Regions from separate parts of the Homo sapiens genome. Here region 1 is linked to region 2. Evidence: chromatin loops called from intact Hi-C (ENCODE). Cell type or tissue: B cell. All regions are shown on one strand. Each heading gives the region's core, and the rest is flanking DNA. Links, peaks and the distances in the headings are about the cores only. Region 1 has its middle 15 kb from the start of FAM242A. Region 2 holds the start of LINC01597 (long intergenic non-protein coding RNA 1597).

What was found. Peaks named below come from ENCODE experiments on the same cell type or tissue, not always from the same donor. Only the 100,000 strongest peaks of a DNase experiment are listed, where the experiment ranks them.
Region 1: a loop joins it to region 2, with 21 times the contacts of the local background. A loop is called at or near these places in 5 of 110 quality-filtered maps.

What each region holds. Positions count from the first base shown.
Region 1 is chr20:30,373,295-30,381,626 of GRCh38, forward strand. It overlaps the pseudogene FRG1BP. Among named protein-coding and RNA genes, the nearest start is that of FAM242A, 15 kb to the left of the region's middle. In B cell, for the core only: a CTCF peak has its summit at 3,784 (motif pointing right); a DNase peak (open chromatin) is centred at 3,797; H3K4me3 peaks cover 1,307 bases; H3K27ac peaks cover 857 bases.
Region 2 is chr20:30,279,961-30,288,292 of GRCh38, forward strand. It overlaps LINC01597 (long intergenic non-protein coding RNA 1597), which reads right to left and starts at 6,577. Exons shown (of 2, transcript NR_145432.2): 1 at 6,480-6,577; 2 at 1-2,175. LOC107985433 (putative uncharacterized protein LOC401522) reads right to left here. Exons shown (of 3, transcript NR_171672.1): 2 at 8,311-8,332; 3 at 7,068-7,512. In B cell, for the core only: no CTCF peak of the experiment used is centred there; a DNase peak (open chromatin) is centred at 4,231.

The DNA.
Region 1 (8,332 bases), core at 134-8,133, 93 kb after region 2:
TTCCATGGTGTGTGAAATGGTTTGGAAGGTGGCCCCTATAAATCTCATGGTGAAATGTAATCCTCAGTGTTGGAGGTGGGGCCTGGTAGGAGGTGTTTGGGTCATGGGGGTGGATCTCTCATGGCCTGATGCTGTCCTTGTGATAGTGAATTCTTTCAAGATCTGGTTGTTTAAGGGTGTGTGGTACTTACCCCCACTCCCATTCTCTCTTGCTACTGCTCTGGCCATGTGATGTACTTACTCCCTCTTGGCCTTCCATCATGAGTAAAAGCTCCCTGGAGACTACACAGGCACCATGCAGATGCTGTCACCATGCTTCCTGTACAGCCTGCAGAGCTATGAGCCAATTAAACCTCTTTTCCTTATAAATTACCCAGTCTCAGGTATTTCTTCATAGCAATGCAAGAATGGCCTAATAATACTAATGTGGATGTACCACATTTTATTGATCCAATCCACTGTTGATGGGCACCTAGGCTGACTCCATGTCTTTGCTATTGTGAATAGTGCTGCGATGAACATGCAAGTGCGTATGTGTTTTTGGTAGAATAACTGACTTTCTTTGGGTCATATACCAGTAATGGAATTATTGGCTTGAAAGGAATTTCTATTTTAAATTATCTGAGAAATTTCCAAACTGCTTTCAACAGTGGTTGAACTAATTTACATTCGCTCCAATTATGTGTAAATATTCCCTTTTCTCCACAGCCTCCCAAGATCTGTTGTTTTTTGATTTTTTAATAGTAGCTATTCTGACTGGTGTAGGATGGTATCTCATTTTGGTTTTGATCTGCATTTCTCTGATGATTAGTGATGTTAAGCCTAATCTTTGCTACCAGAAAACTGGGAAAACACAGTGTCGCTTGTCAAAATAAATTGTTTTACTTTGCTTTAAAAATAATCAATTTAGTAGTATATTTCTTCCAGAAAAATTAAGAAGTAAACATTTAGAAATGTACAGTACCTTGCTGTTAAGTCTTCGCACAAGTATACCAATCGAACATAAAGGCCACTTTAAACTTTCATTTGAAATGAAAGACAATTTTTAAGAGGTTAAGGGCTAGTAATTTGTTAAAGTCCTGAAGTTAAGTTAGCTGAAGTAAATATAAAGACTTTCCTTTAATTAAAGCCTTTTAAATGAACACTTTAAAGCATAGTTGGTTTCTCCCTCAAATCTTGTCCAAAGACACTGTTTACAACTCAGTATATCAAAGGTTTCAGACATGATTATGAAGCTCCCTCAACTTACAATGTGCTATTTGCAACCTTAGTTGCTATCATTCTGGCTTTTCTACCTTTTGGCAACAATAAGCACACCCTTCCCATTTCTCCCCCACCCTGACTTACCCCTCTTTGCATTTAATGTATAATTTTTCTCAGAATGTTCTTACACATCTTTAACTGTAAATATGACAAAAGCACACAGTATAGTACATGTGCCACATGTATAAATGTTGTATCTATTCATACAATTTTCCTTTTAAAAAAGAAATATTTTATTTTCAAAAAGCAAAGACTCTAGGAATCTTTTCTAGCTGCCAGTCATAAAAACATAAATTTCTGGTTAGATTCCAAAATTTGCCTGACCATAAGAAACACTTGTGGTACTTGTCAAACACATGTATTCTGAGTCCCATCCGTGATCTCCTGAATCAGAATCAGCAGGTGAGAAGCCTGGGAATACACATTTTAAACAAACGTCCACAGTGATTATGATTAGTCAAGCTTGAAAAAAATTTCACTAGGATCTTTATGACTGAATAACCTCACAAACATAGGAAAGTTACTGGAGAAAAATACGAGCAGAATTTCAGAATTCTGCCTTTGCTGAAAGTGTTTGTTCCCTCCTCCTCTACTCATCAAGACCTGACTGCTTATGTAACTCCCCCAAACCACCAACACCTGGGAGGAGTTGAAAATGATTTTAATGAAGAAGAAAAGCTGATGTTTAATTTCAAAACTGACGGTGACAATAGAAGGGAGAGGCATGAATTTATCTTGATTCTAACACGAAGCATTGTATTTCAGTCAACAAACGAAATTGGTTTCATTTTTATTTTTTGTAAGTTTTCGCCAAACTCTATGCATATATAGAGGCTGGGCAAGAAAGAAATCCAGAAATATGGCATATGCCATCCCTTATTTATTTCCCCATGCGACCAGCCAACAGCTTCTTCACCTAGTCCCTGCTTCAAGCTGACTTTGTGTCTACTTCTCTATCGGAAATGGAGCTTCCCTAAAGACTGCCTCAATGTCAGTTACCCAGAGGCCTTTTTTCCATCTTGTGCTCCTAAACTTCTATGATATTAAATGATATTACCCTTTCTGGAAATTCTCCTTAGCTTTGATTTTATAATTTTACTCTAACTGTTTAATTCCTTCTTTTATAGCCTTTCTTTTCTCTATCCCTTTACTGCAGACATGTTGTACGGCTTTGTTCTTGACCTTCTGATCTCTCCACATTCATTCCCTCAGAGCATGTATCCATTTTCTTGGTGTCGGCCTTCCTGACTATCTGATTATTACCATCATATAACGATGTTGGTGATGAGCATAGCTAACATATCCTAGGCATTTTCCATGTAGGTTATAATAAGCACTCTATATAATTTGTACCATTTAATTCTTCAACCCTAAATGATACTATTACGAACCACATTGTATGAGATGAGGAAACTGAGATTTTCATCAAAACCATGGAAAGCCAACGTGAGGAGCCCCTGTGTGTCTCCTTTGTTAATGCCTCTGGGCATCATGGCATGTGGATTGCCCTAGAATGGGGATTAGGAAGCGCAGCACTGTGAAAACACCAGAAAATACGTTATGATAGCGGGTAAGGACGCTCATCTCCGCACATTGAGATGGTTTTATTTCTGAGTCAGGTTTGAAATGAGCCAATCCTGACTCCATGGTGCCACCAGGGATCACGAATTTAATAAGATCTTTGTGGATGCTTGGAACCCAACTGGTCTCTGTTTTCTACTTTAGGGAAAGAGCCACAGCTTGAGTGGGGTGGTTTTGGTGTCACATACGCTATCAATAATACCCACCGTTTTGGTGTCACATGTGCGATTAATAATACCCACCGCTGCAGAGGGATCACCGTGGACTACTCCTCGTTTCATCCCATGCTCTTGCGATGGATCCCTCTCACCTGTTTAATGATTTCATTCAAATTCTTCAGCGACCGCAGGACCCCGATTTGCCTTCTCTATCCTGGTTCCCATCACTCTGCTTTACAGGCCTGGCCTGCTCGCGGCTCCTCACACCAGCACTGCGCATCTCCCTCCACGCCTCTGCCCTGTTTCCTCCATCAGACAGGACTAGCTTCCTCCATCTCTATCGGGCAAAAGCCTGCCCAGCGTTCAAGACCCTCCTCAGATGCCGCCTCCAGGATTAGGCTTCTTCCTGACCCCTGAGCCTGTAACACGCGCCACCATAACTCTCCACCTCCGCCCACATTCCCACAGCACTCGCGACATCCGCGGGCCTCAACATGTCTCTTCATTCCATTTTAGGGTATTTCCTGTTTGTTTCCTGCACACACAGTCGCGCGAGGCACAGCCCTGAGTGACCTGCGCGGGAGTGGCCCGCGCTTCAAGATGCGCCGCCGCAGGCCGGGGAGGGCAGCCTGAGCCGCTTCCCGCCCCCGCGGGGACCGTCGCCAGCCCGCATCTCTAGCGAGAGGAGGTTCCACAGCGCGCCCGGCAGCCCCGCCACCGTCAGCACCTGCGCCTCGGGCGGGCTTTCCCCACCTCTGGGAGGCACGAATCCTCAGGGGCTCCTCGAGAGGGCGCCAGGGAGCAGATGCATGCGGACACCTTTCGGCCCTCTGCAGCCGCCGTAGCTCCTCCCTCACGCCCCGCCCCCCCCCCCCCTCCCGGCAGAAACCTGGAAGTGGAAATCTCGGGCATTCACCGTTTGGGTGAAGACGGAGGCGGGTTCTGGACAGACGTAGGCTGTCAGGGAGTGTTTACTTCGCCTCCACTTCTGTTCCTCCCTGCCCTGGTGCTGCTCCAGGTCACATACTCGTCCTGAGCCGGCTTCAGCCTGTCCGCGCAGAAGTCTCCCGGAGCCATGGCCTAGTACTCTTATGTGAAGTCTAGCAAGCTCGTGCTCAAGGGAACCGAGGTGAAGAGCTGGGTCCTGCAGCTCTGGTGGGAGCCTCCTCAGTTCTTTTCGGATGCACTCCACCCCCGCGAATCCGGTGGAAGCCGTGGTGCAGAGAGCCGGCTTTGTGGCCTCCCAGGCTTCGCTCTGACCCTGTCTGGGCTGGACGGAGGCCGGACCGCGGTTCCTGGCGCCTGTGCAGAGAGGGGCAGCCTCCCGTGCTGACGACCCTGGAAACAGGATAGACGGGCGGGTGACCCGTGGCCCCGTACCCACGAGTTTGGGTCCCCTGAGGCATCTCTCCAGGCCTCTGCCTGGTGGGTCTGCGTTAGTCTGATCTTGTAGTTCATTATAATAACTTCCTTTATTAGGGATTATTCTTTTCTCCATTGTCTCTTCCTGGAAAAATTATTGATTAATTTTTTTCTAAGCTAATATGTAGAGTGAAACCGGGATGAATCACACAGTGGTTGAGGTGTATATGGGCTTTGATAGGGATATGGGTTGGAACCTGCACTCTGTCATTTACTAATTTTGTAATTTGTGGCAAATTGGTTAATATGTCTGAACTTCCATTTACTCATTAAGAGATCAAGTATCTTTGAACCTCCGTTTACACATTTAAACTTTTAGACCATTTTTTATACCTTTAGAATACTGTGAGGATTAAATGAGAGAACATACATGCAGTAAATAAATTAAGCCAAATGTGAGGAGGAGGTCGTAGTGGTAATTTATTAGCTCTTTAGGAGAAAAATACCTGTGCATTCATATCCCCGCTTCTTTTTTAACTGGCAGATTTGCCTGAGGTTGACTGTACATACAAATATTGAGCATTTCCTCCTGGCCTCCGTGATAAACAGGGGTTTTGATATTGTTAGGCGAGATGGAAAGAAAGTATCAAGGAGTGAGCTGAAGCCACTGCCCTTGAGAACCCTCTCGAGGAGTCTGGCCTCATGAAGATGCCAGAATAAGTGGCAGGTATATCCTGAATGAATGTGAGATTTTTACTATGTGAAATGCCTGTGAGGAGTGGTGAGTTATCTTCTGAAAACTTTATGATGAAAATGCAGACAAGAGTGTCTTAAGATTATCGTAATAATCATAATTAATGCTTATATAGCACTTTCAATGCGCCAAGAAATTGTTGTAGGCACTTTGCACATTAACTTTCTTCAAATTGCTCTTGGGTTTTTATTTTTTTATTGCGATGTAATTCATAATTATAAAATTCACCCTTTTGTACAGTCAGTGGTTTTTATTATATATTCAAGAGGTTCACCACTGTCTAGTTGCTCAGCATTTTCATCATCTCAGAAGGAAATCTCTTCCTAACCATTAAAGCAGTCACATCCCATCTTCCCCCTCTCCTAGTCCTTGGCAACCACTAGTCTGCTATCTATGTGAAATTGCCTATTCTGAATATTTCCTAAGAAATCATGCAACATGTGGCCTTTTGTATCTGGCTTCTTTCACTTATAACATTCTTGAGGTCCATCAGTTTTGTAGCACTTGTTCCTTTTTATGGCTGCGTAGTAGTCCATTGTATGGATGTAATATTTTGTTCATCCATTCATCAGTTGATGAACATTTAGATTGTTTCCCCTTTTTGACTATTGTGACTAATACTAGTGTGAATATTCTTATGTAAGTATTTTTGTGGGTGTATGTTTTCATTTCCCTTGGGTATACATACTTAGGAGTAAAATTGCTGGGTCATATGGTAACTCTTTAACTTTTTGAGGAACGCCAAACTGTTTCCTGTAGATGCTGCACCATTTTACATTTCCACCAGCAATGTGTGAAGATACATATTACCTCTTAATCCTCACAATAGCCTTAAGAGTTAAGTTGTTATCCTAATTTTTTAAGTGGGGAAACTGACTCACAGAGAGATTCAGTACCTTTTCCCAAAATCACAGAGCTAAGAAGTGACAGAATCAGGATTTAAAATCTGGCAGTGTGGCTCTACAATCTGCTTTGAACTTTAACATAATATGTACAAAGCCTGAAGCAAATTCTCAGTACTGTATTTAAGAGGGCATAGCAATGTAAGTCTTCCTAAATCAATAATTTATAAATGAAACAACTTAAAAGACTTCCAAGTTTCAATCTTACGATATTGATTTATCACACAAATCAATATACTTAAACTCATCTATATAAATTATGTCCTGTAGTAAGAAGAAAAAGAGCAAAGATAAGAAGAGAAAAAGAGAAGATGAAGAAACCCAGCTTGATACGTTGGTGAGTCAGTTTTCAGTGCTTTATTCTGAAAAAAGTTAACATTTCTTGAGATCTCATTGAAAATATTTTCCTAGTTAGAAATTTATGATGTATTCATATTTGTCTTAAAGTGCTTAAATATTACCTACAGTTGCAAATTCCATTTATTCTTTAGCACAGTAGATGCTACTGATGCCTTTACTTCATTATCAGAACAGAGCACAGGAGAGAAGAATTACAACTCTCTGACTTAGTAGGCACCATTAGACTGCTTAATAATAGCTGGAGATTCTGATACATAATTTTAAAGGCTTAATGTAAATGTTATTCAACCAAATATATTTTACAAGCTATTTTCTTTGAACATGTATACATTTTAGTTGTAGAAGTCAGTTGTCTCTTAAACAAAGTATCTTCATAGGAAAAATCATTATTTTGTGAACTCTGAAATGAATGAAAATTTTAAATACAATATCAGGGTAGCCTGTAAATGATACTGGAAATAAACTGACCCAAACACACTTAACCAGCCTGTTTTCCGTTTAGCTGTTTCCATACTTTTTTTTTCTCTTTTAAAACTTGGCAAGTTGCATTTTGAATCTTCATAAATTATGGTAGCTTAAAAAATATATAAAATATGGAATGGTGTAAAGCTAATGTTCTGGAAGAATCATTGCTTTTGAAATGGCAAATCAACAATTCTAAAATTAGGGTAAATATCTAGGGTAGATATGTAGATGTGGAATTGCTGTGTCAAAGGATAGGTGAATGTTTAACTATATAAGAAACTGTCAAAATTTTTCAAAAGTGGTTGCGCTATTTTATCCTCCTTTTCAGTTTCTTAATGGTGGTTTTTGGATGGACAGCTTTTTTCTTTTTTTTTTTTTTGAGATGGAGTCTGGCTCTGTCACCCAGGCTGGAGGGCAGTGGCGCGATCTCGGTTCACTGCAAGCTCCACCTCCCAGGTTCACGCCATTCTCCTGCCTTAGCTTCCCAAGTAGCTGGGACTACAGGCACCTGCCACCACGCCCAGCTAATTTTTTGTGTTTTTAGTAGTGACAGGGTTTCACCATGTTAGCCAGGATGGTCAGAAGCTTTTAATGTTTATAAAGCTTTGTTTATTTTTTTTCTTTTATGGTTACTGCCTTATCTCTTTGATCTAAGAGATCTTTGCTTACCCCAAAGTCTGGAAAATATTCTACATTGTCTTTTAGAGGCATCATAGTTTTAGTTTTTACATTAAATCTGTCATTAATCTCAAATTAATTTTTGGCATGGTGTGAGTTTGGTTCCAAGATTTCCTTTTTTTTTTTTTTTTAACATCTTGATAGCCATTTGTGCCAGCGCCACTGGTGTTTCCTTTTTCCATTAATCCAGTTTTGTATCTTCATAAAAAGTCAATTAACTTTCTATGTATTGGTCTATTTCTGGACTCTGTTCTATCGATTTTCTGTTTTTCTTTTGGCATATTTATCTTGATTGTTATAATTTCATGAAGTCTTGAGATCAGGTAGTGTGTGTCCTCCAACTTTGTACTTACTATTAGTTTATTGATTTCTTCAGTGAAGCCTGTTGGATTTTCTCGGAGAATTGTATTGAGTCCAGAGCATTTGGGGGAGAATCAACATCTTAATATTGGGCCTCAATATTTCATAATTTTCAATGTAGCAGTCTTGCATGCGTGTTTAAAAATTTATTCTTAAGTATTTTATAATTTTACACTACTATCAGTAGAACTTTTGAACTTGATTTTCCAGTTGTTTGTTGTCAGTATGTAGATATACAATTGATTTTTGTATAGTGACTTTGTAGTCTGATAAGTCTGTTTCACTTATTACTTCTAGTGGTTTGTTTATATAGAAAACTAAGAAATTTGCAATTATGTTTCCTGTGACTATCGTTTTACTTCTTTCTTTCTAATCCTTATGTCTTGTCTTGCTTTTTATTGGTTTATTATACTGTCCAGGACTTCCATAGTGTTGAACAGAAGTCACGA
Region 2 (8,332 bases), core at 76-8,075:
GCTTGTTTCTAGCTTTTATCACAAGATATTCAGTTTTCACTATAGGCCTCTGTGGGCTCTGAAATGTTCCTTTGTAGATTCCACAAAAAAGTGTTTGAAACCTGCAGAATAAAAACAAAAGTCTAACTCTGTGAGATGAATCCACACATCACAGAGCATTTTCACTAATAATTTCTTGCTAGTTTCTATGGTGGGATATTTAGTTTCTCAATATACTCATCCATGGGCTTCAAAATATCCCTTCATTGATTCTTAAAAAAGAGTGTTTCCAAACTGCTAAGTCAAAACAAATGTTTAACTCTGAGGGATAACCCACGCATCACAAAGCATTTTCACAGATAGTCACTGGAACGCTGGCCTTTCTGGAAAAGCCACCTTTTTGGTACCCCTCCCCTCATGGCCGTGGCAGTGGCACAGTGCTGTATCCTGCCTGGGCTTTGGCCTCTGCTTTGTCCTGCCTCTTGCTCTGTCTCCCCTGTTTCTGAGGGGCCTAGATGCCTCTCGCTCTCGCTGAATGTCTTCAACAATGATCACAACCCAGTCCGTCAGGTAGACACTTACTGGAGATCCCTGTCGTGATCGTTTATCTCTTTCAACCTGTTTCTGCTTGATGGGGCAGGATAGACGACCCTGGAGCTCTTGGCTTCCATACTTCTCTCAGACAGGGAAGCTTCCTTCCTCTCCGTGTTTCACCTCATGGGTGGGTGGATTGCCTGGAATGAGCGCTAGTCGACCGTGACAGACCTTGTCTTCTAGGACAGGTGGTGTCGCATTTCCTCTGCACTTCATGTCTCATTCGTGAGAGACATCCTCTCCTCTGCTCCTGGGTGGACTGAGTCTCTGGATCTTTTGACCATAACGAATGTCGGGGAAAGGAACCAAAGGGACTGGGCTGGGGCTGGGGCTGGGTCTGCGGCTGGTTGCAGGGGAGGTTGGGTCAGGGCTACCTGGGCCATGGAGGGTTGGGGGTGGGGTGAATTTTGCCAAAACCTCTTTAATCCTCTGGCAGGCATTTCAAAATGTGGCTTGGACTAAGGCACAGGCACCCTCCTCGTTCCCAGGTGTTCTTTGATTTTCCTTGGCATTGATGGAAAGGTCACTCATTCCCCCCTTCGACCGGGCACATTCCTGGACACCATTGTTGGTTTCGCCATCACAATGTATGCCTCCGGTGACACACATTCACACCATCTGCTGTGGGATACACCAGTGCCACGCGTGGTCACATGGTCTCCATCTCGGATTCACCCCTGATCCTCTTTCTACCAGTCCCATAAAGCGCGGTCGGCTTTCCGGAGCCCCAGGGCTTTTAGAAGCGGGGCAGGCCACTGCTCTTTCAAAGGAGGAAGGAAGCAGAGGGCTGATGGATCAGTGAAAGTGCAGCTGACACTAGGCCTTGAGACTTATGGGATTATTCTGTGCTGCAGCGAGGCCCTACGGCCTCACCAGATGTAGTGAGCCCATCCTATCTCATTCAGCAGGCCAAAATGGATCTGAAGGGGAGTCCTGAGAACACAGCAAGCCTCCTGAAGCTCCCGCTCCATCGGTGGAAGTCGGCTCAAGGAGGTCCTGAGGACAGGACTCCTGGGGCTTTTGCCCTGGGACAATATACCCGGGGCCCCTCTCCCACGCTGCCTCAAATTGGACCCCGGATGCAGCCGACTCCGCGGCTGCAGCAGGAGCCTCGCTGCCACCCCGCAGCGCTGCCATTATTTAAAGGGGACGCAGCCTGACTGCCAGGAGCGGAGCGCGAGTCCGCCCAGCCAATGCTCCTGGGCGAGGCGCGAGTGGCTTTTCCCATCACAGTGGTTCCACGGTTGTCTTAGAAACCAGTCCCCGAGGCTTAGAAAAGCAGGAGCCCTCCGCGGCAGTCCATGGGTGTCAGGGTTCTGAGGCTCCGGCCTGACCTCTCCACGGGGTCGACGGGAACGTCTCCAGATGCCAGGAGTCGCAAAGCGCCAAACAGGATGAGGAAACCCCAGGCGGAGTCCGGGAAAAGCAGCACAGCATCCCAGCCTCAGGCCTGCCCGGACCGTGTTGGTTGGGTTGACTCTCCCCAAAAGTCGTGCCGCCATCCGTGATCTCTAAGACAGGTCGGCCTGCGTGCCCCTGGGCTGCTCTCTCATCCGAGGGTCGTTCTCGTCGAGAGTAGAATCCCGCAGTCTCAGGGGTTACCTGGGGGTGTGTATTTCAATACTTCTGCTGGATGACTCTGTGTGTGAGTCTGTGTGTGTATGTGTGTGTGTGAGCCTGTGTGTGTCTGTGTGTGTGTCTCCCATTCTCTCTTCTCTCTCTGTCTCTCAGTCTCTGTGTGTTTCTTTCCCACTCTCTGTGGGTTTGTGTGTGTGTGCCCTTGTGCGTGTGTGTCTTTGGCTGAATGTGCCCTGTGCACCACACAGCGGTTTCTCGCATGGCGGCCTGTCTTTGTTGAGCCTCTTTCTGCGTCTCTGCCTGGGTCATGAGGCCGGTTGTCAATCATTTTCGCCCCCGCAGATCTGCTTTGGGTGGGTGAAAGCCTGGCCCACGTGAGGAGATGCTTCGGTCCCGGAGCAATTGAAGTCTCATCCCCATCCTGAGTGGCCTCTTTTCTAGGATCAAGATGAACCCACTGCAGACGAGGACAAGAGCCCCAACAGGAGCTCTTTGTCCCACAGGAGAGCAGCGGACCCACGTCAGAGAAGATGCTTGTGTCTTTTCATGGCTCTTCTCTGAGAAATGAAGCCACACCACGATACAGTCAGCAAGAGGAAGCCAGGAATGAGAGATGGCAACAATCCCTGTCCCTGGAACGCTGGCCTCCCTGCACAAGCCACCCTTTAGGAACCCCACCCCTTATGCCTGTGACGGTGGCAAGGTGCTGTATCCTGCCTGGGCTCCGGCCTCTGCTCTGTCCTCCCTCTTGCTCTGCCTCCCCTGTTTCTCAGGGGCCTGGATGCCTCTCGCTCTGGCCAAATGCCTTCAACAAAGATGACTTCCCACTCCGTCAGGGAGACACTTCCTGGAGACCCGTGTCGTGATTGTTTCTCTTTCAAAAAGTATTTCCGCTTGATTGGGTAGGTCTAATGACCCGGGAGCTCTTGGCTTCCATAGGTGTCTCAGGCAGGGAAGCTTCCTTCTTCTCCACATTTCCCCTCATGGGTGGGTGGATTGCCTAGAATGAGCTCTAGGCGACCGTGACTGGCCTTGTCTTCCACGACAGGTGGTGTCGCATTTCCTCTGCACTTCCTGTCTCATTCTTGAGGGACATCCTCTCCTCTGCTCCTGGGTGGACTGACTCCCTTGATCTTCTGGCCAAAACGAATGTCAGGGAACCAAAGGGACTGGGCTAGGGCTGGGGGCTGGGACTGGGGCTGGGGCTGGGTGCAGCCGATGTTGCGTCAGGGCTACCGGGTTGGTGGAGGATTGGGGTTGTTGCGAATTTTGCAGAAACCTCTTTGCTCCTCCGGTAGGCATTTGAAAACGTGGCTTGGCTCAGGCACAGGCAGCACCCCGACCCACGGGGTCACAGGTGTTCTTTGATTTTCCTTGGCATTGATGGAAAGGTCACCTGTTTCCCCCTTCCACCTGCACATGCCTGGACAGCACCCTTTGTTTCGCCATCGCCCTGTATGCCTCCGGTGACACACATTAACACCAACTGCTGTGGGATAGGCCAGTGCCACGCGTGGTCACATGGTCTCCACCTAGGATTCGCCTCTGTTCCTCTTTGCAGTTGACCTGTAAAGCGCGGTCGGCTTTCCGGATCCCCAGGGCTTTTAGAAGCGGGGCAGGCCACTGCTCTTTCAAAGGAGGAGGGAGGCAGAGGGCTGATGGATCAGTGAATTTGCAGCTGACACCAGGCCTTGAGACCTACGGGATCATTCTGTGCTACAGCGAGGCCCTGTCTGCCTCACCAGATGTGGTGAGCCCATCCTATCTCACTGGGAGGGGGCCAAAATCGGATCTCAACGGGAGTCCGGAGAACACAGCAGGCGTCCTGAAGCTCCCCCTCCCTCAGTGGAAGTCGGCTCAAGGAGGTCCTGAGGACAGGACTCCTGGGGGTTTGGGCCTGGGACAGGACGAGACACCCGCGGCCCCCTCTCCCACGCCACCCCAAACAGGACCCAGGATCCAGCCGCCGCCGCGGCGGCAGCAGGAGCATCGCGGCCGCCGCGCGGCAGTGGCGATATTTAAAGGGGACGCAGCCTATCTCTCAGGAGTGGAGCGCAAATCGTCTCACCCAATGCGCATGCGCGAGGCGCGAGCGGCTTCTCCCGTCACAGTGGTTCCCACGGTTGTCTTAGAAACCAGTCTCCGAGGCTTGGCGAAGCAGGAGCCCTCCCTGGCGTGCTTGGGTTTCGGGGATCTGAGGCTCCGGCCTAACAACTTCACGGGGTCGACGGGAATGTCTCCAGATGCCAGGAGTCGCAAAGGGCCGACCACCATGAGGAAAGCCCAGCGGAGACGGGGGAAGCAGCACAGGAACCCAGCCTCAGGCCTGCCCGGATGGTGTTGGTTGGGGTGAGTCTCCCCAGAATTCGTGCCTCGGTCCGTGATCTCTAGGACAGTTCGGCCTGCATGCCCCTGGGCTGCTCTCTCGCCCGAGGGTCGTTCTCATCGAGAGCAGAACCCCATAGCCTCAGGGATTGCCTGGAGGTGTGTTTTTCAATGCCCTCCTCCTTTGAAAGAGCAGTGGCCTGCCCCACTTCTAAAAGCCCTGGGGCTCCGGTAAGCCGACAGGGCTTTACAGGACACCTGCAAAGAGGAACAGGAGCAAACCCGAGGCAGAGACCATGTGACTACGCGTGGCCCTGGCCTATCCCACAGCAGTTGGTGTTAACGTGTGTCACCGGAGGCATACGGGGCGACGGCGAAACAAAGGGTGTTGTCCAGGCGTGTGCCGGTGGAAGGGGAAAACAGGTGACATTTCCATCAATGCCAAGGAAAATCGAAAACACCTGGGACCCGAGGGGTGTGGGGGGGGCCTGTGACTGACCCAAGCCACGTTTTCGAATGCCTACCGGAGGAGCAAAGAGGTTTCTGCAAAATTCGCCCCAACCCCAACCCTCCAAGGCCCTGGCAGCCCTGACGCAACTTCGGCTGCACAGAGCCCCAGCCCCAGCCCCCAGCCCTAGACCAGTCCCTTTGTTTCCCTTACATTCGTTTCGGCCAGAAGATCAAGGGGTTCAGTCCACCCAGGAGCAGAGGAGAGGATGTCCCTCAAGAATGAGACAGGAAGTGCAGAGGAAATGCGACACCACCTGTCGTGGAAGACAAGGCCAGTCACGGTCGCCTAGCGCTCATTCTAGGTAATCCACCCACCCATGAGGGGAAACGTGGAGAAGACACCTGCCTGAGACACCTATGGAAGCCAAGTGTTCCCGGGCCATGAGACCTGCCCAATCAAGCAGAAACACATTTGGAGAGACAAACAATCACGACACGGGTCTCCAGGAAGTGTCTCCCTGACGGAGTGGGAAGTCATCTTAGTTGAAGGCATTTGGCCAGAGCGAGAGGCATCCAGGTCCCTGAGAAACAGGGGAGGCAGAGCAAGAGGGAGGACAGAGCAGAGGCCGGAGCCCAGGCAGGATACAGCACCTTGCCACCGTCACAGGCATAAGGGGTGGGGTTCCTAAAGGGTGGCTTGTGCAGGGAGGCCAGCGTTCCAGGGACAGGGATTGTTGCCATCTCTCATTCCTGGCTTCCTCTTGCTGACTGTATCGTGGTGTGGCTTCATTTCTCAGAGAAGAGCCGCGAAAAGACTCAAACATCTTCTCTGACGTGGGTCCGCTGATCTCCTGTGGGACAAAGAGCTCCTGTGGGGCTCTTGTCCTCATCTGCAGTGTGTTCCTCTTGATGCTAGAAAAGAGGACGCTCAGGATGGGGACGAGACAGCAATTGCTCCAAGACCGACGCATCTTCTCACGTGGGCCAGGCTTTCACGCAGCCAAAGCAGATCCGCGGGGGCGAAAACGATTGACAACCGGCCTCATGACCCAGGCAGAGACACAGAAAGAGGTTCAACAAAGACAGGCCGCCATGCAAGAGACAGCTCTGTGGTTCACAGGGCATATTCAGCCAAAGACACACAAGCACACGGGCACACACACACAAACCCACAGAGAGTGGGAAAGAAACACACAGAGACTGAGAGACAGAGAGAGAAGGGAGAATGGGAGACACACACACACACAAACAAAGGGTCATACAGCAGAGGCATTGAAACACACACCACCAGGCAACCCCTGAGGCTGCGGGGTTCTGCTGTCAACCAGAACGACCCTCGGGTGAAAGAGCAGCCCAGGGGCACGCAGGCCAACCGGTCCTCGAGATCACGGACGGCGGCACGACATTTGGGGAGACTCACTCCAACCAACACCGTCCGGGCAGGCCTGAGGCTGGGAGCCCCTGCTGCTTCCCCCGTCTCCGCCTGGGGGAGCCCACCACCTACCCACCCTCCATTCACCTCCCCTCCTTAAGGCTCACTAAGCTCTATTTACCTTTTGTAACTCCATCCCTCCGTAAGTACACAACTCTCCTAGCTGGTTTCCTAGAGGGCAGATACAGTGTTTCCAGTTGGCCCTCTGCAGATATCTATGAACAAGTCTCTCCCAGCCCCTACATATAAATATGTGTGTTCTAGACAGACGGGCCTAAGTCCCAATGTAAACACATCACAAGATAATTACACCTTATATGCATACAGATCTCTCTATAGAGTTATATTTGAAAGTGTCTATAACTCTAGAGAGAGATTGCAGCATGCACATATAGGACTGTAATTACTTATATGTATTTTTATAACTATGTAGTTATAAATAGATATGCCTATATATAGTGATAATAATATAGCAATATCTCCATAGCCATATATGGCTCTAAATGAATGCTCTAACTACTCTATTTCACAATCAATAAGTATATATCTTCTGATACATAATTCTAACAATATACGTTTTTATCTATATAGCTGTTCAGAGATATAAATCTGTCAGGATATCAAATGTACATAAAGCTGGATGGCTGTAAGAGAGTCGTATATTTTCCCATATATAAATCTGCTCCTATAACTACTGTATATGCACAAATACAATGGAAATAGTTATATTTCCCTCAAACATAAATCTGTAAATACAACCACAGCACATTTAGGTACGGTTAGACATAGAGCAATATTTCCTAGATATCAGTCTGTCAATAGAGCCACAGTGTCTCCAAACAGAGAGTTATAGAGGGAGTTATAAATAAACTCTCCAGATGTGAACGGATCAGTAGAACTAGATGTAAACATGACTCCAAGCCGTTCTTTCTTCTTCTTCTTCTTTGTAAGATATTCCTGAAGCAAGCCCAGTCATATAACAGGGTGCAAAGGTGTCTGGGTACTGGTATTTTTCCCCCCAAGGAGGGTCGGAAGTCGCTGGACTTTGGGAAACTGAGCAGGAGTGGGTAGGGGACAGTGCCCGCTCCCAACGCAATCCAGAAGCCCCTTCCGTCTGTCTCCTGGTGGCTGAGAGCTCGGGCAAGTGGAGAGGCCTAAGGGAGAAAAATGAAAAAGCAGAGTCTGGCTTGAGTCGTTTGGCCCTTCTGCCTAAAACCCTCTCAACAGGGAAGCCCCGACCAGGCGTCGGAGCGGAGAGAGCCCACGAGGCACAGAGGTTGGGAGAAAGGGTCTGCAGGCCGGGCTTCGGAGGCCTAGCGGAGTCGCCAGCCGGTGCCTGACCGCCCGGCGCCCCATCGCCCAGGGCCGCTGCCTCGCCGCAGGCCTGAACACAAAACCTGGGCCCTAGCCCTGCGCCCTGTGCTCAGCACTTCCACTGGTCTTATTTTATTGCTGTTTGTCCAATTAGGTATCGCAGCGTCCTCCACCAGGTGTTGTTTTCAAATGTGAGGGCACCCAGAGCTTTCTGAATGCGTGTCTGTGTGTGTGTGTGTGTGTGTGTGTGTGTGTGTGTGTGTGTGTGTGTGTGCTGGCTTTAAATAAGTGACTCAGTGGATAGTGTATTTCTCTTTTCAGACCAAATGTGTCACTGGCTACTGGAAAAGAATCCAGACCTCTGAAAGGGTTCGTGACAAATTTTTTAGAAGTTCTCACGCTCATTTGTTACGATGATTTTCTTTTCTTTTTTCTCTTTTAAAAAAGTTGGCTAATTTGTGCTTCTATATTCCTCTTTAATTTTATTTTTATTGGGGGTACAAATGTTTTTAAAGGAGGGATTTTGTTAGACCCGAAACTGTGGGGTGGCTTCCTCTCTAGCAAACTTATTATCTCTACGCCTGTGATTCCCATCACCGCCAAGAAAACAAACTAATTAAACGACCAGAAAACTGTACCTGGAGAAAATGAGGTAGAAGT